Regions from separate parts of the Mus musculus genome. Here region 1 is linked to region 2. The links are chromatin loops, found by intact Hi-C in ENCODE. Cell type or tissue: heart. All regions are shown on one strand. Links, peaks and the distances in the headings refer to the core of each region. The heading gives the core; the rest is flanking DNA.

The links. A loop is a pair of places that touch in the nucleus more often than their neighbours do. Peaks named below come from ENCODE experiments on the same cell type or tissue, not always from the same donor. Only the 100,000 strongest peaks of a DNase experiment are listed, where the experiment ranks them.
Region 1: a loop joins it to region 2, with 1.8 times the contacts of the local background. A loop is called at or near these places in 7 of 42 quality-filtered maps.

What each region holds. Positions count from the first base shown.
Region 1 is chr13:13,532,897-13,545,315 of GRCm38, forward strand. No RefSeq gene overlaps it. Among named protein-coding and RNA genes, the nearest start is that of Lyst, 51 kb to the right of the region's middle. In heart, for the core only: no CTCF peak of the experiment used is centred there; a DNase peak (open chromatin) is centred at 5,935; H3K27ac peaks cover 1,515 bases.
Region 2 is chr13:13,584,138-13,596,556 of GRCm38, forward strand. Lyst (lysosomal trafficking regulator) reads left to right here and starts at 6,272. Exons shown (of 53, transcript NM_010748.2): 1 at 6,272-6,359. It overlaps Gm30836 (a long non-coding RNA gene), which reads right to left and starts at 7,064. Exons shown (of 2, transcript XR_382086.4): 1 at 6,597-7,064; 2 at 1,909-2,152. In heart, for the core only: a CTCF peak has its summit at 6,610; a DNase peak (open chromatin) is centred at 6,134; H3K4me3 peaks cover 1,664 bases; H3K27ac peaks cover 1,495 bases.

The DNA.
Region 1 (12,419 bases), core at 2,841-10,840, 51 kb before region 2:
CAAACTTTAGGCCAGAGTTTTTGTCAATGTGATGCAGACCCAGACATATCTGTGAAGAATCTCAACTGAAGAACTTCTCCCATCAGGTTGGCCTATGGGTAAGCCAGTAGGGCATTTTGTTAATTGCTAATTGGTACCGGAGGGCCTATCCTACCAGGGATAGGCTGTGCCATCTCTGGACAGCTGGGCCTGGGCTCTACAGGAAAGTAGCTGAGGAGCTGTGGGGAGGAAGGCAGTAAGCAGTGTTCCTTCATGGCCTCTGCTTCACTTCCTGCCTCCAGGACCCCGTCTTGAGCTCCTGTCCTGGGGTCTCATGATGATGGGCAGTAACCTGTAAGGTGAAATAAGCACTTTCCAGCCCAGGTTGCTTTGGGTAATGTTTATCCCAGCAACAGAAACCTAACTAGGACGTTCCACCTAGGCGTATCTCTGTGAGCACAGGAAACCAAACCCTTCCCCACTCCTCTCCTGATGGGAAGAAGCTCTTGAATTTCTTGTGACTATTTTCCAGTGTGCTGCATTCAGGATCACTTCCTTGTTCTAGAAACTGGGCATGGGAGTGTGTAGACATGATTCTGTCAAAACACCTAGAAGAGGGGCATGGGCTTGCATGAACATGCATGCGTATATCTTTGCAATGCACACAAGGCATACACACATGTGTCCATGTGAGCACGCGTGATCCCATCCTTGGTGGCTGCAGAGTTCCTTTCTGTGACTTTCACTTCATGACTCCTTACTCAGTCCTTAGCTGTGCCCAGCTTGTTCACTTTGGCAGGAATTAGGAGCTCCTTTTGAAACAGATCCTTATCAGATGGCACCAGGTATCATGTGGCAACAATAACAAGACAAGCCGGAGTTTCTCTGGGACAAAGGGTGGGACACCTCTCTGTGGTTGAGATTTCAAAGCCACCCAGACTCTCCCACCCTCTGTGAGGTGGGGAAAGGAGGGAAGAACTGGCCCTGGAAGAAGCAGTCACTCGGCTGGGAGCACCCATTGACCCCATTTCTACCCACAGATGCTATTCAGTATTTTAGAAACAGAATCAATGATTGAGGAAATTTAATGAAAATTTAGTAACAAAACAAAACAAAACAAAACAAACACCTGTCAGTATATGCTCAAAGCCCTGAGATTGATCCCCAGTAGTGCAACCAATTAACTAATCATTTGAACATTAGGGTTTCAGCATACAAGGTCATTTTACTGCCACATTCTTGGCTTCTGATACCAGTATTCTTTACTTAGAAATGTACATTTCAATGTTCCTGGATGTCACACAAATGAACACTCTTGCCAGCTAAGTGTGTGTGTGTGTCTGTGTGTGTGTGTGTGAGTCTGAATATATAAACAGTTATTTTTTTGCATCCCTGTGACCATAATACCTGGATAAAACAAGAGAGATATTTAATTTGACTCTTGGTTTCAGAGGGACAAGTCCATCCTGGTAGGGAAAGCAAGACAAAGGATGCAGATCAAGATGGCTGAAGCATAAGACAGATGCCATTTACATCATGGAAGACCAGTAGGATCCAGGGTACTGGTATAGCTTTCCAAAGCTCACCTCTAGTGGTTTCTCTCCCCAGTGGCATTCTGTCCCCTCAAAGGTCCCACAGCCACCTAGACAGCACTAGCAGAGGGAGACTGAGCGTTCAAGCCTGGGACCTAGGGTGATGGCTCAGTTGGTAAAGTGCCGTACAAGCATAAAGACCTGAGTTCAACCCATGGAAAAAAGGCAAGGCCTGGCGGGTGACACACTCTTGCAATCCCAGCTCCAGACAGGCAGGTCTTCAGGGCTCATCGACCAGCCAGCCTAGATTACTTGGCAAGTTCCATGCCAGTGAGAGTTCCTTTCTCAAAATAAGGTAAATTGTTCCTTAGGAAGGGTACCCCTGGCTTGTCTCTGGCCTTGATGTGCACACATAAACATGGCATGCACATGTGTGAATGTACTTGTGGGATGAATTTGTTTGTAACAAGAATGCTTGTCACTTTATGACACTAGAGCCTCATGCATGGTGTTCCATGGCTGCAGTGACATCACTGAGGCAACTCTCCCTGCCTTCATCTCCACATGCATTCTCCTCGTGTGCCTGCCTTTGAGCCAAATGTCCCCCTTTTATAAGGACATTAACATATTAGAAAAGGGCCCTCCCTAGTGACCTCATTTTGATTGCCTCTGTAAAGATCCTGTCTACACATTTTGGATAGGAAGGTAGGACTCCAAGAGTGACAGGAATCAACTCTTAATATCTAGTAGCCTTGGTTTTAAGACCTTAAGAAAGTAAGTGAACCTCACAGAATCTTAGTGTCTGTACCCATTTAATGGGGACTTTAAAAATCTCCACTATAAAGGCTTTTTCTTAATAGTCTTATCAAATTAGATAAGGCTCACAACACAGACTAGTTGCTACAGTTTGAGCTAAGAGAAGTGGACAACTTTCTGCCCATTACCCATGTGTGTGTGTGTGTGTGTGTGTGTGTGTAGTGCCACGCTCTCCAGTCGAGTCAGCTTGACAGGAGAAAGTTTGGAAGCTTTCTCATGAGGAAAAGAGTTTCAAGGAAACTCCCTCCTGGAGTCTGGCCATCCCCCAAACCCATAAAATTAATTTCCCACTCCCGCGTTAGTCTAGTGTATGGATCCACGTGCCCTCTATTAAGCATTACCCTATAATAAGTGCCTTTTAAGATTGAATTCTGACATAGCTAAAGCCTTTCCCAGTGTTCCAAGATCCCAGATTACAGCAAGGAGTTTAACCTATTCAGTAACTAATTAAGCATTGCAATAAAACAGAGCCATTAGCTCAGTTGTCTGCAGAAAGAGCCTGGGAATCTCACTGAGATAGAAATCTTTACTACAGGCTACATTCCATGCCAAGAGCAAGTTGATATACTATCCTGATAAATGGGGAATTCTCCAGACAAGATAAGATTTTGCAAGGCCTAGGAATTTAGGGGTCCGTGACACTACATTATTCTTGAGGCCTGTCAAGAGTTAAAACCCCCTGGTGCTTTTAACACTAAAGTGTGAAACTCTTGCCTGGCATTAGGTTGATCCTAGGCAGGGCTGGTAATCTTTATTGTAAACATTTATCTAGTTCCTGAAAATTCCTTTCTGCTTGTATCTGGTAAATTTCAGTGTAACTTGTCTTATTGTGATTTGTAGCTCCTGATAATTCGTTGTATTATATAATAGTCTAATGCTCGGCCAGACATTACATTCAGATTCAACACCTCTCCTGTGTGCATCTGTTTGTCAATTCCTACGCTTTCCCCACCTGCTCGAGAGAACCCGTTCCACGCAGACACAGGGACCCAGAGGGTCTGTGGCATGTGTGTGTGTGTAGTATATATGGTATTTGTGTATAGTTTTTTATATAGTGTATGTGTCTTAGTATACATATGAAACACTATAACTAAAAAGCAAACTGGGGAGAAAAGGGTTTATTTGGCTTACATTTCCATATTGCTGTTTATTACTGAAGGAAGTCAGGACAGGAACTCAAATAGGGCAGGACCCTGGTGGCAGAGGTTGATGCAGAGGCCATGATAGGGTCTTGCTTACTGGCTTGCTTCACATGGATTGTAAGCAATCCTGGCTTATAGAACCTAGGACCTCCAGCCCAGGGATGGCACCACCTTCTTCATTGATCACTTATTGTGAAAATGCCTTACACTCAGATCTAACGGAGACATTTCTTTCTCTTTGATGACTCTAGCTTGTGTCAAGTTGACACACAAAACCAGCCACTCCAACATGTAAATTGAATGTGTATATGTGGTATGTATACATGTGATGGGGTGACTTTGTGCCTATCACTTTAAGGATGTGCTCTCTAGTTTTTTTATCTCTACCACACCATTCTGCATCAGCAAGGCATAAGGACCTCTATATCATTTAAAGAAACAAAACAAAGCCAACACCACACAGACTGTGGGTACACTTTGTGTGTGTGTGTGTGTGTGTGTGTGTGTGTGTGTGTGTGTGTGTGTGAATGCATAAGTTTGTGCACATGCGTGTGAGTGTGTTTATGTGCAGTTAGTGTGTGTGCTGGCTGGTCAAATGCTGAGACACAAACTAGAGTTATCTGAAAGGAGGGAATCTTAGTTGAGAAAATGCCTCTTTAAGATCCAACTGGGAGGTATTTTCTTAATTGGCGATTGAAGAGGAAAAAAAAACCAAAGATATTTTCAATGTCTTTTCTGGGCCAGCATGCAGGCCTGGGAGGGCCCATCTCATTGTGCCATCCCTGGGCTGGTGGTCCTGGGTTCTATAAGAAAGCAGGCTGAGCAGGCTGGGGGAAGCAAGCTGGCAAGCAGCACTCCTCCATGGCCTGTGCACCAGCTCCTGCCTCCAGACTTCTGCCATGTTTCTCTTCTGACTTGTTTCCATGATAAACAGGAACATGAAAGTGTAAGCAGAATCAAACCTTTCATCCACAACTTGGTTTTGGTCATGGTGTTTCATTGCAGCAATAGTAACCCTAACTAAGACAGTGTGGGTAGTGTGTACAGTGGTCATAGGGTACATGTATGTACACTCTGTAGTTATGTGTGACAGATATGTGTGCCTAAGTGTACATAGGTCTGTGCAGCATATGTATGTGTAGTATATAGTATGTGGGTAGTATTTGTCTAAGGTGCATAGTGTATATATGTGTGTACTGTGTGTGTATAACACAGAAGGCATTAAATAACACAGAATGGTACCTTTTAAAATGGTTCATGCTGTCAGGAAGGGTTCAGTGGAGAGAAGGGAGGAGGGATGAAAGAGAGGATAGGAGGTATGTTATATATGGACCTGTAAGTTTCCCTGTGTTTGAAAAATCATGTGACCACTTGAAATGGAACAGTTCAAGTACACCACCTTAGCGTGTCCTCTGAGGTCTGGGAGTGATGTCATTTCCTTTCTGCCAGCAGCAGCCTCTGATATGGAGTCATAAGCTATGGCACCGGCATGTGATGCAGCACCAATGCAGTGTCTTTGGCTTAAGGAAACAGCCCCCCCAGTGATGTCCCAGGCAGGCATCTCCAGAACAGAACTCTCTATTTCCCCCCAGACTGTGGTAACCACCTCAGGGTTCAGGGCATCCCAAGCCCACATTGGAAGAGTGTGAACAGCACTGGATGGACATGTGGAAGCTCTTGGATATGCAAATCGTATTTCCTAGATCTTGGCAAGGTTAAGATGTGAATTAAAAGAAAAAGAGAAACAGAGGCTGGAGATGTAGCCCCTGAATGTTTGTTAGTAGGATGCTTGCCTAGTATACCAAAAGTCCTGGATTCTGTCTCCTGCAACTTCACCTGGTTTGGTGGTTCATGTCTGTAATCTCAACATCCAGAAGGTGATGGCTGGAGGATCAGAAGCTCAAAATCATCTTTGTCTACTTCACAAGTTTGAGGTCAGTCTGAAATGTGTGAGATCTTATAGGCATGCTGACTCCTGCAATCCCAGCATTCCGGATATTGAAATAGGAGGCTAGTCACAAGTTCAAGTCTCGCTTTGCTAAACAGCAAGAGTTGTTCCAAGACACTCAATTAAACAGACAAAAGGCCCAGACTGAATAAAGGCTGGAGCAGCAGGTGAAATGCGCAGGTAGCTGGTTTCCAGCCAGCATCTGGAAGGTTGTCAGCATGTGCCAACTGATGCTACCTCCCCGCGGCCCCCACCCCCTCTTCTTTCAAGTACAGCCTACTTGGTAAGTCTGCAGCCCTGACTGCTCAGAAATGCGCATGGCTGCCTGTCCAGCTGATGTCTCCAGACCAGCTTTCTCAGTGCCCATCACGAGTGACAACTCATGCCTCTTAATCAGACCATCAAGTGATTCTGTCAACATCACTGAGCTTGTTGTTTTACTGCATATCACTCCTTTCAGGCCCACACCGAGCTTCCTGCTGGTCCTTGGCTCTTTTCCAAAGGCCTGACTAATTTCCTGTGCTGAAGGCTCAGCCTCCTTATCGTGAGAGCCCCAAGCTTAGAGAGTCTGAGCCAGTTTCAGAGTGTTCCTTCCAGGCACTTTGCACCCACAGCTTGGGTAGATAGGAAGCCCAAATCCAGGCCTGGATTCTGCCTTTACCAGAGTAGATGTGTGTCTCTGTAAAGTCAGCTAACATCTCTCAGCTTCCATTTCTGTATCTGTAAAACAGGGATTATGAACAGGAGGCCAGGCAAGCAAGGAGCCCTGGCCTTGGAGTTGGCTGGAGCTACATCCAAATCTGAACTCTGCTGCCCACTGGCTCACAGCTTGGCCCTTGATTAGGTCTGCAGAAGTCTTTCCACTGACTATAAAAAAGGGCTCAATTCACTCATCTCTAGCTCTATGGAGGTTTTGAAAAGGATCAAATTAATGTGAAACTGTAAGCCACAAATTAATATAAAATGTCATCATTTTTGTTACACTTTTACTCTGCCTCTCCCCCATATACTTCTTTTGGGGGCTGGGGATAGGGTGAGACAGGGTTTCAGGTTGTACTTGGACTGACTATATAGCTGAGGCTGACGTTGAATTCCTCCTGCTTCTACCTTCTCAGTGCTATACTTACAGGCAAGAACCACCACACCCAACTGAAAAAGAAAGTCATTTACTTTGTATAGGAGTGTGGTAGTTGGGTGTGAGGAGCGGGTGTGGCAGCAGTCCCAAGATGGCGCCCAGGACTGCAGCCAAGTCTTATGACTTGCACCTGACTTCCTCATACACCTGAAAATAAGCCACAACCATCGTGAGAACTGCGCAGGTGCACCATGATGCAAGATCGGACCATATGACGAGTGATGATTCTGGCCAATGGACTGCTGTTACGTGGACTGAGCTGATGGGGCGTGGTTGAAGGGTTATATAAGGGATTGCGATTGGGGGCAGAAAGAGAATTACTAGAAAGATTACTAGAGAGATTGATTTCTGGAGAAAGATTCCTGCATGCATGTTGAAAGCTTCCTGAATAAACTGCTTTGAGAAGAACGTAGTGTGTTGTTCCTTGATGCTGGTCAGAATCGGAGGTGACAAATGGTGGCCCGTACGGGGACGTTCAGAACTCATCACAGTCAGGGCAGCTAGCTGGTAAGGTTCCCAGGTAAGTGGAACAATTTAAGTTCTCGGATTGAGACTATAAGGTTCCCGGTTTTGGGACAAGTTGCACCAAGCACCATGGGAAATTCAACCTCTGGTCAAACAGTGCACCAAGCCCTTAAGGACTTGCTGAAAGTGAAAGGAATCGGGCTGAAAAAGGAGACCCTGGAGAACTTTTTAAAAGCAGTGGATCAGATCGCTCCTTGGTTCTCCGTATCAGGATATCTTACAGGGCCCAGTTGGGAGAAGTTAGGGAAGGACTTGAAGTTTGCAGAAGAACAGGGAGTTCTCGCTAAAGGGGTGCTGCCAGTGTGGAAGCTAGTACGGAATTGTATCGAGGATAAGGAAAGATGTGGAGCGGAACTCAAAAAGGGTAATGAGGCACTGAATTAGGTGAGTGAGGAGCAATCCCAAAAGTCAGAGGCAGAAGGAAGTTCTAGTGATGGGGATATGTCTGAGGACGATCTGGAGAGCATAGCCGACAGTCTAGAGAAAGTGAAAATGAAGGTAGAACCTTCGGGGCCAGGGCTGCCGCGGCCGCCTCCATATGCCCCTGACGGAGCATGGGGCATAGTCTGCATCCAGAAACCTGGAGGGAACTGCGAGCCCAGTGCTTTCCTGTATTTCAGGATGCGCAGGGAGGTCAGTAAAGCTAGCTCCTCCAGTGCCAGAGAGTCTCATTTGAGCAGGTGAAGCGGATAATGGAGCTGCTGGAGTAGTAGTGGCCCCAGAAAAGGTGCAAAAGGATGTTGTAGTGAATTATTTAGGAACAAAAATTACAGCAAAATATGTGTCCCCTCAAAAGATTCAGTTTCACAAAGATGGATTATGCACCCTGAATGATTTTCAAAAGTTATTGGGAGATATTCAATGGGTCCGAGCCTATCTCTCTTTGACCAATAAACAATTACAACCATTATATGATATCTTACCAGGCAATACAGATTTAAATTCTCCCAGATATCTTACTAATGATGCCAGGAAGGCTTTGTTGTTAGTAGAACAGTGTGTTCAGAGTGCTGCCTTGAAACACCCAGATGAGTCTGAAAAAATATAAAAGCAAAATTCTAGGCCTTTAGGCCCAGGCTTGGGAATGTGACCTCTGTGACTCAATGCTCCAAGGTATGCTAATCATAAAACAGATAGCGACATTCCTCCACCCACCCGTTTCCTGAGTTCAAAGAGTGTTCATTCAAAGAATGTGCTATTGTTAGGGGCTCTTAGAAACTGTCTTGAGAGATAACCCGAACAATTACCAGGTATTTCTTGTGACTCTTGTGACTTTGCACTTCCTTGGGACTCTTAACTGGTATCTTTGGTATTTTCCAACAACGCCCTCCCCACTTCCTTGAGTTGTGGTTTCTTCCTTTAAATACCCCTTACCCAGCTACTTGGGGTGCCACGGTCCTCTACCCCTGCGTGGTGTATGACCGTGGGCCCGAGAGCGCTCTTAAACTAAAAGGCCTCTTGCAGTTTGCAGCAAGACCATTTCTCGTGAGTGATTTGGGGGTGTCGCCTCTCCTGAGTCAGAACGTGGGGGAGTCCTCACGTTGTGGGTCTTTCAAGTCCAAACAGTTTATCTTGTGTGTACTGTAAACAGAGTCGCAACCCACTGGGGTTTTATGGCAGGGAGCTCCCCTGTTATGGACACACCCAAAAATCTCCCCAGCCAAGACACTTGTTTATTATCCTGCCTCAGTAGCTCAGTTGGCTCTGATTGGTATACAGTAAAGCATGCAGTTTTTTGGAGTTGCACCTGAAAGTCTAATAGTACCGCATAATGCTAAGCAATTTGAAGTGTTAACAGCCACGGAGGATAATTGGGCTATTTTGAGGTGTAGTTTTCAAGGCCTCAGAGATAATCATTACCCCAAGGATCCAATATTACAGCTGGTTAAAGTACATCCAGTAATCTTTCCTCGTATTACTGCTAGAGATCCGTTACCAGATGCTCCTCTTGTTTTTACAGATGGTTCTAAAACAGGACAAGGAGCCTATTTAATAACAGGATCATCCCCAGTTACCATTCAGTTTCCCCCTGCATCTCCACAAGTCACTGAATTGCAAATTGTGATTAAAGTATTTGAATTAATTCCAGGTCCCTTTAATTTGATTTCTGATAGCCAGTATGTTGTAAATGTGCTGCAGTGTTTGGAGATAGTAGGCAAAATAAATTTGAGATCTACCATTGGAGGATTAGTTATTAAGTTGCAAAGAATTATCTTGAATCGGCATTCACCCTTTTTTAGTCAACATATTCGTGCTCATACTGGATTGCCAGGACCCCTTGCAGAAGGGAATGATATAGTTGATAAAGCTTCCAGAAAATGCATGGCCTTTTTAATGGCCTCATCTATTGTTCTGGCACGTGATTTTCATGCACAATTTCATGTTAATTCAAAGACTTTGTCATCACGATTTAAAATTTCTCGAGCAGGGGCGAGAGAGATTGTGAAGGCATGCAAAACCTGTGCCCCTTTATTGCCTCAAGTCAGTGTGGGGGTTAACCCCCGGGATTGAGCCCCCTACATTTGTGGCAAATAGATGTTACCCATTTTCTTGAGTTTGGAAAGTTAAAATATATTCATGTCTCCATAGATACAGCCTCTGGCATTATTTTTGCCTCCTTACAGACAGGCGAGAAGGCACGCCAGGTCATTGCACATTGTTTTGAGGCTTGGGGTGCCTGGGGACAGCCTAAAGAACTAAAGACTGATAATGGACCAGCCTATACTTCAGCCTCTTTTGTTCCCTTTTGCCAGATGATGGGCATCCGTCTGGTGCATGGGTTGCCATACAACCCTCAGGGCCAAGGCATTATTGAACGAGCCCATCGTACTTTAAAAGAATGTTTAATTAAACAAAGGGGGGGGGGATTGCCCCTGCTGGGTCCACACCAAGAGAGAGATTAGCCATTGCCTATTTACTTTGAATATTTTGAATGAAGATAAACAAGGGCATGGTGCAGCTGAGTGACACGATAATCCTGATATTTCTCCAAAAGGCATGGTCATGTGGAAGGATAACTGGTTGTTGGAAGGGCCCTGACCCAGTGTTGGTTTAGGAGAGAGGGTCTGTTTGTGTGTTTCCCCAGAATCACCGGCAACCCCTGTGGGTCCCAGAACGGCTGACCAGAGCAAGCCATGGCAAGCAGAACGATGAGGACGTGGATGTTCCTGTGGCTGGGAATGCTTCCGCTAGTGAGAACTGAAGAGTTGGGGAATTATGTCTGTGTTCCCGAAACCCATGCCAGTTGACGCATTCGGCCCAAGTGTTTCCTCGGTTCTTTACATCTAATGCTTCGCTGCAGTTGCCTTTTTTACCATGGGATGGAGATATAGCTCCAGTGCAGGAATCTATGCAGCTTCAGCTAAAGGGATTGTTGTGTTTTCAGATGATTCAAAATATTTCACAGATGAGTGATTGTGTTCAGCTGTATCTATTAAAGCTAATGCTACCTGGATTCGAGGGGTGTGGCCAGTCAGTATATCCAAGGGCAATGGCACTATTCCCTCCCAACCTAGATGGGCCCCCCTTTTTGTAGGAGTGTTCCTGATTCCCTTCCACCTTGGGCAGTGAAGAATTATTTTTTCTTTCCCCCTTATATAGGTACAGTCCATAATAGTTCCTTTTCAGGGTATAATTGGACATATCAAAATCCAGCTCAAGTAGGAGCTAGTAATCCTTTTAATGTATGGTTGTTATGTGGGGTGAATGTTAGTTGCACTGATCTTTCCCCCTTAAGCATGGTGGTAGGAGGGGCCTGGGGCAATGCAAATTTTTATTTAAATGGTTCTAATGTGTTTAAAACTTCTGTATTTCAATCTGCTGGAGGAAGGAATGTTTCTTTTTAGGCTACGCATGTTTGTATGTGGCCTCCTTTTGTGTTTATTGTTTATAATGGTAGTTATGAGAATAATGTTGTTAATTGTAGTAGTGATATTTGTTATTATAGTATGTGCTGGAATGCATCTGAATATCATTTGGCTGTTGTGACTAGGATACCTTGCTTTGTACCTTTGCCTGTTCAAGCTACTTTGTTTACAAACTGCCTCGGCTGTGAATAATTTATCCGCAGGTGTTGCAGAAGCTTTGGATTGCTGACAGCTGTCTCCAGCTTGAAAGAGTGAGCCGGAATTGATGGACTTGCCCTGTGTCTGATATTAATCAGCATCCTGGCCTTCTGGTGTACCTGCCTCATGCAGAGTCGTCAGCGCAGAGCCCAAGCCTTGGTGATACAGGCTTTTGCGGCAGTGGAAACAGGACAATCTCCTCAAGTGTGGCTTGGCATGCTAGAGAAGTAGTCAATGATAGGTAAGACTCCCTGGGTGTGTCACCAACCTAAGACAGGGATCAAACCAATGCTGTTTGTCTCCCAAGGACAGGTATGGGGCATTGCTGCAGGGGGCAACCTAAGACAGACATTCCCTCTGCCAATAAGTAAAGAAGGGGGAGATGTAAGGAGCGGGTGAGGCAGCAGACCCAAGATGGCGCCCGGGACTGCAGCCAAGTCTTATGACTTGCACCTGACTTCCTTATACACCTGAAAATAAGTCACAACCATCGTGAGAACTGCGCAGGTGCACCATGATGCAAGATCGGACCATATGACAAGTAATGATTCTGGCCAATGGACTGCTGTTACGTGGACTGAGCTGATGGGGCGTGGTTGAAGGGTAATATAAGGGATTGCAACTGGGGACGGAAAGAGAATTACTAGAAAGATTACTAGAGAGATTGATTTCTGGAGAAAGATTCCTGCATGCATGTTGAAAGCTTCCTGAATAAACTGCTTTGAGAAGAACATAGTGTGTCATTCCTTTCTGCTGGTCAGAATCGGAGGCGACAGTTGGGAGTTTGACCCTATGGCCTTGTGTATGCTAGGTAAGTGCTCTACCATTGAACTGCATCTCTAGCCACTCCAGCCCCATATACTTAGATTTAAAAAAATTTTTTTAAAGATGGAGAAAAGCTACAAAAAATATCTGGATAACCTTCCCCCAGATTCACCTGTTATTAAAATTGCCTTTTGTTTGCTCAAGCATTCTCTCTCTCTCTCTCTTTCTCTCTCTCTCTCTCTCACACACACACACACACACACACACTCCCTCTCTCACCTCTTATTTATTTACCATTTACCAGCAATTTATTGCACCACATAGAAATAAACCACAGCCTTCGCAGCTTTTACTGTAAACGCCCTGGAGTGTAGAGAATTGACTGAAAGCAAAGCAGTGTCTGGCAGGCAGCACTGGGCCTAACCCTCAGCTTGCATTTGACTGCAATGTTGCAGCCTATGGACATAGACACCTTATGGTTTTTTCCCACAGTCCCAAAGTTGAAAACCCAAG
Region 2 (12,419 bases), core at 2,287-10,286:
CATGGTTACATAAAGAGATCCTGTCTCAAGAAAAAAAAAAGGAACAGTAATGTGTATGTGTTTCAGTGTGTGCACTAAAACATCTGTGGAAAAGTATCTCAGCAACTAGTAATTGCCTTTGGCATAACACTATACTTCATTTTCTATATTTTGTATTTCTCTTGAGCCTGGCTTATATGATTCTCTCTCTCTCTGTCTCTCTCTCTGTCTCTCTCTCTGCCTCTCTCTCTGTCTCCCTCTGTCTCTGTCTCTCTGGCTCTGTCTCTGTCTCTGTCTCTGTCTCTGTCTCTCTCTCTCTCACACACACACACACACACAGATTTCCAATAAGAAGCATAAAATAGGTCATATTTTGAAAAGAAAATAATACTTTAATGGGAAAATGACACTATTGCACGCAAGCAGTCTTTCCTACACATGAAATCGAACCTCAAGTCACACTTAGCACAGGGTTTCCACAGCAAAGAGGAAAATCTGAATCACTTCAAGACTTCTCACTAGTTCCAAAGGTCATCTCATAAAGGAGCTTTTGAATTTCATAAATCTTAAATAAAGTGTCCACACAATAAGGACATTTGCTATCACTGAAACAGCAAAGAAAATTGCATTAAAGGCTTGCACTAAAATCAACTTTGATAGTATAGCTTTTGTAAAGAAGAAGAGAAGATGATAGTTATGAAGATATTAATTATGAATTAGACACTTCAATAAAAATTTAAGGTATCTGTTTAAAACCACATTTTAAAGATTTATTAAGGTAAAGCATCCAAAACTCAGTCTATATGTCTAAAATAGTAAAAAAAAATAGTTATTATACTATTATCTCTTTTGAAATACTGGGAATCAAGCCCAAGGCCTCATCCACACTAAACTCTACTGCTAAACTAATTTCTCAGTCTGATATGTCTCTGACGTTTTTGGATGTATAGGTGTGTGTGTGTTGACATGTGTGCTGGTGAACATATGTGAACAGTTGTTGTGCAAGTCAGGGTCTTCTTTAATTTTTTACTGAGTCAGGGTCACTCAGATGAACCTAGAGCGAGACATGTGGTAAGCCTGGCTTCCAAGCACTGGATTGCACACACATTGGGTCCACACACATTGGTATTTATGCTAGGTTCTGGGTATCCCAACTCCTGTCCTCACCCTTTTTCAGTGCAACTCACTCATATACCATGTTCTACAGTGTGGGTTTCTCATTGTGAGACAAATCTTCATCAAGTGGACCAACTTCCCTGATTTTTTTTTTTATGGAACCATTACTTGGTCTTGAGTTAGATGTATAAATATAGCTAAATATATTATTTTGACTATTATATTATTATAGAAATTGCATCCTGCCACACTTCACAAATCCACTAGGCATATAAACTTAACTCAGAATTATAATCAATATACTCTTTGGATGCTTATTTGGAATTTAAGCAGGTTTTCTTTTTTGTTTTGTTTCTGAGATAAGGTCTTACTCTGAAATCCAGGCTAGTCTTGAATTTACAGTGATCCTTCTGCCTCACCTTCTCTGGTATTCAAATTACAGGCAAGAGACACTATGGCTACCTACAACATTTTCTTAATGAAAGCATTCATTCAGATATCCTGAGTGCCTGGTAATAGTGTGTGTGTGTGTGTGTGTGTGTGTGTCTGTGTGCATGTGTGCCAGTGACTACAGAAGACAGAGGTATTTTGAACTCAGGGCTTTGTGATATATCATGTGGTGCAAAGCTTGGATCATGTAGTCTTAAGTGGGAGAGATGATTACAATAAACATGCTAGCCAGGCCTGGGCAATATAATGAGACTGTTTTAAAACAGAACAGTAAAATGTGGGCTGGACATCTATCTTGGTGCTAGAACACTTGCTTAGCATGTTCAAGGCTCTGGAACCAATACCAAGAAAGACAAAAAAAAAAATAAATAAACAAATCATTTAATATGTTACAATTGATAGGTGCTATGAAAAACATGTTTAAAGTTACAAATTACATTTCATGACTTGCACTCATGGTACACTGTCTAGCATAAAATGTGATGTTCTTGTGGGTCTTGTATTCTAATCGAGAGTGATGATAAAAATAAGCAAAGCAGCTGGGCATCGTGGTGTAGGTCTGTCCTCTCAACTGCTCTGAAGACTAGGGAACCAAGTGGCACATCACCTATATTAAAAAAAAAAAAGCAAAGCAGTTATTTAGAGTGTCTTACGGAAGAAATTCAGGCACAGGGTCCAGGGCAGAAGCGGTTGTTGCTGAGTTTTCAAGGTGGTACTGAGGGTAGATCTTACTAGAAGATAAAAATTAGATTATAGCTAAGGGAATTATTATTGTGGCTATCCAAAGAGAAAGCACTTTGTGTGGAGGGGCCAGACAGTACCAGATCTTAAAAGCAAGAACTTGCCTGGAAGTATATGCCTAACAGTGAAGAGGCCACTCTGTTTGAGAGGAAGGAAGGAAGAGGGAAGTGAGGTTCGGGCAGATACTAAGCTCTGAAGGTCATTGCAAGGACTTTGGCTTTTGCTGAAGTGAAATGAGGAGCCATGTGACCTCTTAAAACATTTGAAGTATTTAGGGAACAATTAAATATGAAGATGTGCACATTAGAATATTTATTTTAAAGTCTTAATGTTATAGTCTCATTTTAGCATTCATTCTGAGACAAGTTATATTGTCAATTTACCGCTATCAAACTCCTCCAGGGGAGCAAATAAACATAAGTACAGTTTCCTTTTTTATTATTCATTTTTTCTATAGATGTTTTTTACTTTTGTATGTTCTCAATTACTATCTTGATATCCATTTGAAATCTCTTAAGCTAAGTGTCTCAAGCTTAGGTATACTTAGTGTTCTACAACTTATTAATATTTACTCATTTCTGGTTTTGTTGTTTTGAGAAAGGGCCTCAAACTCATTATGTGGCCAAGGATGACCTTGAACTCCTGATCCTCCTGCCTCCACTTCCTGAGTGCTAGGCATGCACGATTATACCTGAGTATTAATTTTCTAATATGCCATGTTAGTTTTGTTTTTACATGCACTTACATGTTTATTTGTCTGCTCGGTATGTGTGTGTGTATGCATGTGCACAAGCCATGAAACACATATGGAGATCAGAGGACAACTTTTAGAATTTGGTTCTTTCCTTCTGTCATGTGAGTTCTGACAATCAAATTCAAGTTGTCAAGGTTAGTGTTGAATTTGTGGCAATTGTTCTGCCTCAGTCTCTGAAATGCTAAGAATGCCAGTGTTCACTACTACACTTGTCTTAATTCTAAGTGTTCTTGAACAAAATAAATACTGTAGTATCTTGTTTAAAATCCTTTATGATGAAGACAGATAATGTCACAAATGCCATTACTTTGGCATTTTATGAATAAAAATATTCTGAGGGACAATGTATACCATTATGTAATGTCTTTCATTTTCTTTCCATTTAATGAAGTCTTGCTCATTCATCTATAATCTCTCTTCCAAGGGAACTAGAAAGCAGTTTGTCAGTTTGTTACTTGATATTTCTGTGACTTTTTGTTCATTAGAAGATTTGTTTGTTTGTTTATTGTTGTTTTAGATTAGCAGGAGAACTTTGAGTGAACAAGACTAGATTCAGTCTGGGGTAAATACCTGACCAGTAAGGTGTAACTACTTTCCCTCTCTGTGTTTGCAGTGTTTCAAGTGTCTGGTACTGAGTTGGGCACAGATCCTAGTACTTAAGAGATGCTCTTTACATATTTGTTAAACGAGTGCATTTTGTGGCATTTCTTTCATTTGTTTCTTAGAGACTTTGTATGCTGCCCATCCCTAGAGTACTGGTATTTTGAGAGCCTGCCTGCCAGAGGAAGTGGGTAACCTCTGCCTAAAGATATGAGCTGTTAATGGTTAATACCAGAATCAGATAAAGTTATTTTAAAGAGAGGAATTTTCCTAGAGAGACCCCTTCAGCCACATCAGTGGGTAACTTCATACTCTATCATCAGGCCATAAGGGAGTTGAGAAACTGAGAGTTGCACTTGGTAAATAGCCTTTGAATATAATGTCCTGAATTATTTTTATTTCAATTCCTATGCAAAAAAAAGTGACTGGAGACCTTAGGTCTACAGTGATCCCTACTATTATAGACAGATTATGGAGTGTGGAAGCTACCCACTGGAATTTCCAGGGTTTTGTGTCTTAGAGCAAGGAATTGGACCAGGGACACATAAGACAGTGGCAGAAAGACAGGGAGCTTATTAAAGAAGAAAAGCTCAAGTCAGAGCTGGAGAAAGATCAAAGGCTCAAAGCATGGGCCACGGTGGTTGTGAGTCTTTATGGGTCTTTCACACAGCTCCTGCCTTTCCTCACATGTGTATGCTATGGGCTTTTCTCAGACATGTTCTGACTGTCATGTGTATTCTTTGGTGGTGAACATGGGGGTTCCAGTGTTTTTTTCTGTCACTGATTGTAAATCTCTCCACCCTCTCTTCTGCTACAGGATCAAGCTGTAGACTATTTGATTATTAATTGTATTATTTGGGAAGACCTTGAAAACTGCCAAATGATACCAAATATATCAATAGCTTTGACTTTCCCCCCCATGCCTCTGTTATCTCAAAGGCCCGCCACAGTTGTGGCTGGAAGAAGAGGAAGGGTGGCCCCTAAGCTGTCAAAATGCCTACAGCAGCATCATTTTGTCAGTCTTAGGTTTAGTTGGACTGTAGTGAGGATCAGATATCCTTTTGTTTAACTTGTGGTTCCCACACTCAGAAGAGGTTGGTATATTAAAGTGTATAACATTAATAGTCATGAGAAAACCAAAGCTGGGCACAAGTTAAAATGGCAAAGACAAATTTTATCCAGGACTAGCATAACAAAAAGAACCCAGGTACATAGTTGGCCTCTGATTTAAACACACTAGGGATACCTGGGGATTTATAGTCAAGAAACGTGGAGCTCATGGTTGATACCAACATAGGTGAATGTTGGTAGCATCAACCTCACAAGATTCATGCTGAAGGCAGGCCAGCATGAATAGATACCAAAGGTGGGGACTGAGAGATTTTGTAGATAGGGAGGGTGTGATTGTGTATGTGTGGGTTCTTGCTAAACTGCCTTGGCGATTGCTAAACCTAGAGTTTACAAAGATGTGCACACATAGCACATGGGCCAAGGAGAAGGTTCAAAGTCTGACTAAAGTTTGCTTTAAGCAAGGATCTTTGTCACATTGCCCACTGTATGCTAGCATATTTGAACAGGGCTAGGTAGGGTATCATACCTGGACCCAGAATTTTTGCAAGTTTCTCTCTTTCTGTTTGACAGAAATATAAGTTCAGGCCCCAATGCTATCTTGAGGATAGCCCTGCTTCCATCTTGGTGAACCTTTCCGTTTTTTGTCTTTTGTTTTGTTTTTTTTTTTTTTTTTTAATCCTGTGACCTCCAACAGAAAATAGGACAACAGTTTATTGCACATACTGTCCATGAAAAAACAAAACAAAACAAAACAAAACAAAAACCAAAAGAAAGTTTATTCTGAGGCAACTTTGAGTGAATAGTGCTTAGTAACAGAGATTCGGGTTTCCCAGAATTACATGTTCTACTGTGAAAGAGGTTTACACGCAGTCTTATAGCCATAGAACAAAAGACCATAAATCAATACATTTGCCAAATATAGCGGAAAGGACATCGGGGAGGTAGGCTACAGCATAGCAGGAAAATCTCCAGCTGATGATACTCTTCTTTTGAGCACTGCTGAAAAGCCAGTCGTTGGCTAAGTTTAACAATACATTCCAAACTTTTTACATAACAGGCACAAAGATCTTAGGTCAGCTACAAAGGTTGGTAATAAGCAGTTTTTTTAAAGAACCTAAAGATAGTCCAAGATAATCTTGGTTACTGATCATCATCTCTCCGTAATGGTAAAGTTCTAGACAGTCAGTCACTTTGTACAGTCTTCAACAAAGATGTAATTTTCCCAGTAAACGTGAGTTTACAGTAGAAAGAAGACACTAGGCTTGCGCTTTTAGGGGCTGAATCGCCTGGGATGGACGAAGCTTTATGCGGCCGGGAGGGGTGGAGTTCAGAGAAGCTGCACAGGGCCCTCCTCGCTGCATTTGTCCCGCCTTCTTCCTCTCATTGGCTGAGATTCTCCACGCATCACGTCGGCGACCCCAGCGTGCCCTCCCGGTGGGGCGGGACTTTAGGCGCTCGAGGCGGGGACGGTGCGCACGCGCAGAGGAGCGGGTCTGGGTCTGGGCGGGGGAGGAAGGGGGTGGTGTTCCCGGTTTCCCGGGTTACCTGAGGGGGCGGGGGTGAGAGCTCACGCTGGCCTGGCAGCCTTGGTGAGTCGGGATTCTCCTGCACCGGCGGGCGAGAGCGCGCGGCGGACCACAGAGCGGAGGTAAAGACCGCAGCGGGCTCCTTTAGAGGGTCAGGGTCTCGACCTCAGCGGGGCATGGCGGGAAGGTGGCGGGCCGCCCGGGCGGGGTCGTGCCGCGCTAAGGGAACGGGGTGGTGCCCGGAGCTCGGCCCGGCCGGGGTTCGCTTGCCTTCTGAGCTCTGCACAGTTGCTGATTGAGGCGGACCCGGGCCCCGAGGGCTGTGGCGGCGGCGCGGACCCCATAGTAACTTTACTTACCGGCCGGCTGGTGCGGCGGACGGTGTCCTCAGGGGGCGCTTCACCTCGGGAAGCGCTTGTCCCGGACCGCCGCTACCCTCAGCCTGCCCGGTCCTTCCCAGCAGGTGACAGCGGGAGCTGACAGGTTCAGGGCGTCTCACTTCGCGCCGCGGGTCCATCTGTCATTCCCCACCCTGGTGCTTCGGAGTCCTTGCTGTCCCTTCCCTGCCCGTGACACCTGCTGCGGGACTCTGCAAACAACCCTTCGTGGTTCGCGCGCACCTCTGGAGCGGTGGCTGAGATGCTAATATAATAGGGACGTGACCCAGGGAGATTTCCTCTGCCACCGGAGGCCAAGGGTTCATGATGGAGGGTTGGAGCTCAGGGAGTCAAGAAAAGTGTCCTCATCCAATCCTCAGAGGGATAAACAAAACAGCAAAACATCCTTGATGGAGAGAGAGAGAGAGAGAGAGAGAGAGAGACAGAGACAGAGACAGAGACAGAGACAGAGACAGACAGACACAGCTCTTGCTTGGTAGTTGATGGTGTGAGAAAAAAATTTTAAGGTGTTGACTCGTGTAGAACACACATTTGTGTTGAATTCTGGCCAGTATTTCCTTAAGGATCAAATTCATTGTGCATTTTCTCCAGGGTTTGTTTAACAGGTTGATATGGCACATTAATTTGAGCTTTTTCTTCCTGAAAGGCATTTGGCTGGTCTGCCTTTACTTTTAACTTCCACACCTAGTAACCTTATACTAATAAAGATGTTGGCTCTTAGCTTTTATTATGTAGCTGATTGGTAGGGGATATCTGTATTTACAGAGCATTGCAAGTAACTTTTCTGCTGCTCGTTGCTGTCATCCACGTTGACACTAACACATACAGATATTGAGAGACTTTGGAAGATAGAGGACGTAAGGGGGAGATGAGTTTCTGTTATTTAGTTTCCATTAAAATACTTCCCAGACAATAAATTGCATATAGAGCATATGCATTTAGTAAAGATGTTTAAGTACCTATTGTGGACCAGACACGTTTTATAAACAGATAAATACCCCCTTTCTTGGGTCATACATATTCTGGAAGAACCTCAGACAATAAGTAAGAAGAATATGTCCTTGTCAGATGATGTTAAAGGACTTAGAGAAAAAGCAGGGAGAAGACAGAGCCAGAAACGGGCTGCAATTTGATTAGAGGTAGTTAGGAAAGGCCTTCTGGAAAAAAAATTTGATAACCGGAAGGAAGTAAGGGGTGATCCATGCTCTTTTCTGAGGGAAGGATATGCAGTGAGAAAGCCACTTGCAAAAGCCCTGAGGCAATAGTGTGGAGACTGGAGTCAGAAGAGAGCTGAGAGGCGGGTCTGGCCGTGTTGGAGCCAGTTAAGTAAGAGTCGTAGAGTACCAACAGATTAAAAGGGTGAGAGATCAGATTGTGAAAGGCTTTATAAGCCTCTGTAGGGAGAGGAGACCTCTTTTTGATTACAAGCTGATATAATCAAACTTGATTTTCAAAGGAGCCATATTATGACTAATTGGAAAATATACCACCATTTGGGGGAAGGGATAGCAGAAACAGAAGCAGAGATACCAAGTAATGAGGCCAGAAATGATTTAGGAATTTGTGGCTGTGGTGAGAGGTTATTGACTTTTTAATACATTGTGTATAGAAATGTAGAGGACAGCAACAATTTTGTCTTTAGCAAGAAAGATAGACTAGAATAGGGAGGTACTGAGAGCTTTCTGAGAAGAATAGGCTTGGTAAGGAGGTTAGGTTTTAGGGGATAAAATTAAACACCCAAGTGGAGATTATTCGTAATAGACATTAGTGACTTTGCATTACAGGAATTTTTGTGTTTCTTGACTATTCCAGCTTAACCATTTTGCCCATAAGTGGACAATTTCCATTCCATGCTTACTACTTTTTTTTCCTCCCAGTGTTGGGACTCAAACCCAGTGCCTTGAGCATGCTAGGAAAGTTCTCTTACTAAGCCCTTTCTTTCTCTGGCTCTGTTTTTAGTTCTTTTGAACCAACGTAGTCATTTATGTTCCCAATGTAGCTCTGGTTTTATTTGCTTGGATTTAGTCCATGTGTTTGTTAGTTTTAGTTGTAGAAAAAGCTGTACAGAATTCCAGAGTATTTTTTATAGTCTGCTGCTATATTCAACTTGAACACCTTTCTCTGATTTTTTAAAATTATTTTTAGATGCCTGTTAAAAAGAATTTAAGTCCCAGAAATATTATCAAATGTGGCTTTTCTTGGCCATTTGTGAAATTACAATGTAAGTGACCTGAATTTTTGAAATGATGTTCTATAAGCAACAAAGAGATTATTTTAATTCTTTTGTTTTATTACAGATGACTTGAAATAAACTATCACATTCTTAATGGAGATTTTTAAAATATCACAATATAAAGTATTAGGCCAATATACTTTGATCTGTAAGGCTTGCTGGAGCATCTCTGTAGTCCCAACTACTTGGGAGGCTGAAGCAGGAGGATCACATGTTCAAGACCAGCCTGGACATTTAACAGATTAGTGGGACTCTGTCTCAAAAATGAGAAAATGGGGTTGAGAATATGGCATGGTGGTAGAGTACTGTCTGGCATATACAGGGCCCTGGGTTTGAAAACAATAACAAAATACTTGTATCAGAAAATATGTAATCCTGAGGTCTATTCTTTATAATAAAGAACCAGAAAAGAACTAATACTTTATAATAAATTTTCAGCATATCTGTCCCCAATTAGATTGGTAACTGTAAACTGATCGTGGAGTCAGTGAGGCAACTCTGTTCTCATTGGCACTACTTTTTCACTGTTGCTTCTCATCAGTGCTTGTCCTTGTGCCTCTTAATTTCCCTGGCCTTGCTTATAATAATTGAGAGAGATATGATACATTCGGAATTTTTGAATGCTTACTAAGTCTAAGCACTGGAAAGAATAGAATAAGGAAAAAAGTACCTAATAACATGAAATAGTAATGCTTAAAACCAGATGTCTTGATTAGTTAAGAAAGAAATAAAATTATTTTCCAAAAGGATAGCCATTGTTTCATTCAAACGTTAGTCTTTGAAATTGAAACCCACAGTGGTGAGGAAATGGGAGCTTCCAGCCATTTTAAAGAAATGGACAAATGAGATGAGCACTAGGGTTTCATGCACTTAGTCATGCTTATAAAACTGTTTTTACCGATCTTTGAAAAGTAAAGAGTCATTTCAATAGTGGACTACTAATTGGTAATTGAGGAATGGACTATAAGATCATACAATGTAATTATGTTATGTGTAGAAAGCTAGCCACCCCCAACACACACACACACACACACACACACACACACACACACACACAATCACAGTCCAACAAAAATAACCCACTGTGTACTTTGTAGTTCCATCTAGAAAATGTGTTCTTATCCATAGTGGCAGAAATGAGTGGTGGGCTGAGTGCAGATGGAGTAAAGGAAGGAGGCATAGATGGGAGGGATAACAAGGACATACTAGGAAACTGCAGGGAGTGGTAGACAGGTTCCACTGAACAAATTATATACTTTAAAGGTGTACAGTGTGTTACGCGTCATGCCAATTACACCTTAATAAGTGGTATTTAAAAGTATCTCAAGCTTTAAAAGACAGAGGAATCTTAAGTTCATATTACCCAATGAAAGAAGCTAGTCTGAAAAAGTTGTGTACTTTGTTATTCCAAGTCTGAGATATTCTGGAAAAAGCAAAGCAAAACTCTGTGGAGGCAGAGGATCAGAAGTTAGAGAAAGGGAAGAATAAATGGGCAGAGAACACAGAGGATTTTTAGGGCAGTACAATACTACAGTGGTGGATATATATCATACATTTGTCAAAACCTGTTGTATGCACAACTGTGGGTCTTAATGTAAGCTGTGACTTTGGGACGAGAATGATCTGTCAATATAAGTTTGTTAGTAACAAATGTACCTATGCTGTGGGATGTTTGTAGCCAGAGAGGCTGTGCATGTGTGGAGACAGCTATGTGTGATTTCTTTTTTCTATTTGATTTTGAGGTGAACCTAAAACTGCTCTATAAAGAGTAGATTTTTGCCAGAAACTTGAAGAATTGCCATTTTGCTTGTTTTGAGCCCGGGCTGGCTGGAATTTGTGATCCCCCTTCCTTGAATGCTGAAATAAAAAGTGTGCACCATCATGCCCAGCAAGAATTGACTATTTTACATTTTAAAATTGAAGAATTAGAGGTGAATCTGAGAAATTGTACATTGAAACATTTGACACCGATTCTCAGAAAAATTATGTTAGATTGCCAACTACTTCATGACTCATGATCAGAGAAGAAAGCATTGATTGCTGAGACCCATCCATTTTTAAAGAATAAGTCAGTGATCTAACCTCATGTTCACCTTGCTAAAGACAGCATAAGAACAGTATATTTTTTTATAGCATATCACCATGTGTAGCCTGTACATCCAGTATTTGATTTAATCTTTAAAAGCCCACCCCCTGAATTAGTTCATTTTGAAATGAAGAGGAGACAGTGTATGGAAACTTAACTGGGAGGTGCGGTTGGCCAAAGGTATGTTTCTTTAAGGAGTGATGTCAAGGTATTTGTGTGGATTGAGGGAAAGGTAGATCCTGTAATAGATGCTAATTGATTGAAAATAATATGAAAGAAAGGGAAGGTGTGGGCCCAGGAGAAAAGGTAAAAAGGGTTACTCAGAAGAATAGCAATGCATCTTCCTGTTTGCAAAAGAGAAGGAAATAAGGGAGTGGGTTGAGGTAGAGCTGAGCATCCAGGGTGCTGTCTCTTCTCTACAAAGCAAGGTTATCTGATGAGACAGAAAAATGTGAGTTGGAGTATTCTTGGGGAAGCACTTTACGCCTAGTGTATTGGAATTTCTTGTTTTTGTGGCTAATTGAGTCCAGAAAAGAGTTCTTGTGTGGAGATGAAGGAATTTAAACAAGGGCTAGTGACCTAATTACTGAGTCCTGATAAATATTCTTCCAGGATTTGAAATCACAAATATACACAGAGGTTACCAGAATGGTTAAATAGCTTTCTCCATGATCTGCTTTGGTTAGGTGAAAAAGCAAGTGTAGTCAACTGAACCTGGGTGAGAATAGGAAAGAAGAGTGTAATGAAGAACCTGGCAAGAAGGACGGTGTGACACCAAGGAATGGAGGAGGCCGGTGGGGTCATTGTTCAAAGCAATGACACACAGAACTCCTACTCAGTTAGGAGGAAGAGCCAAGCCAACTTGAGGCTGATACATGCGGAGAGTAGAGAAGGTGAAGAATCTTAGTGAAAAAGGATATATGCTTAGGATTTATGGTAGTAATGGAACACTAGAGGTGGAAAAGGGGGTACACATGAAAATTCTACATTTAAAATTCCAGATATAGCTGTCTCTTGTGAGACTATGCCAGGGCCTAGCAAACACAGAAGTGGATGCTCACAGTCAGCTATTGAGTGGACCACAGGGCTCCCAATGGAGGAACTAGAGAAAGCACCCAAGGAACTAAAGGGAACTGCAACCCTATAGGTGGAACAACAATATGAACTAAGCAGTACCCCGGAGCTCTTGTCTCTAGCTGCATATGTATCAAAAGATGGCCTAGTCGGCCATCACTGCAAAGAGAGGCCCATTGGACTTGCAAACTTTATATGCCCCAGTACAGGGGAATGCCAGGGCCAAAAAGGGGAAGTGGGTGGGTAGGGGAGTGGGGGGGGGTATGGGGACTTTTGGTATAGCATTGGAAATGTAAATGAGCTAAATACCTAATAAAAAATGGAAAAAAATATTTAAAGGCAAAAAAAAAAAAAAAATTCCAGACGGGTAATTTTAAGTAATAAGGATTAA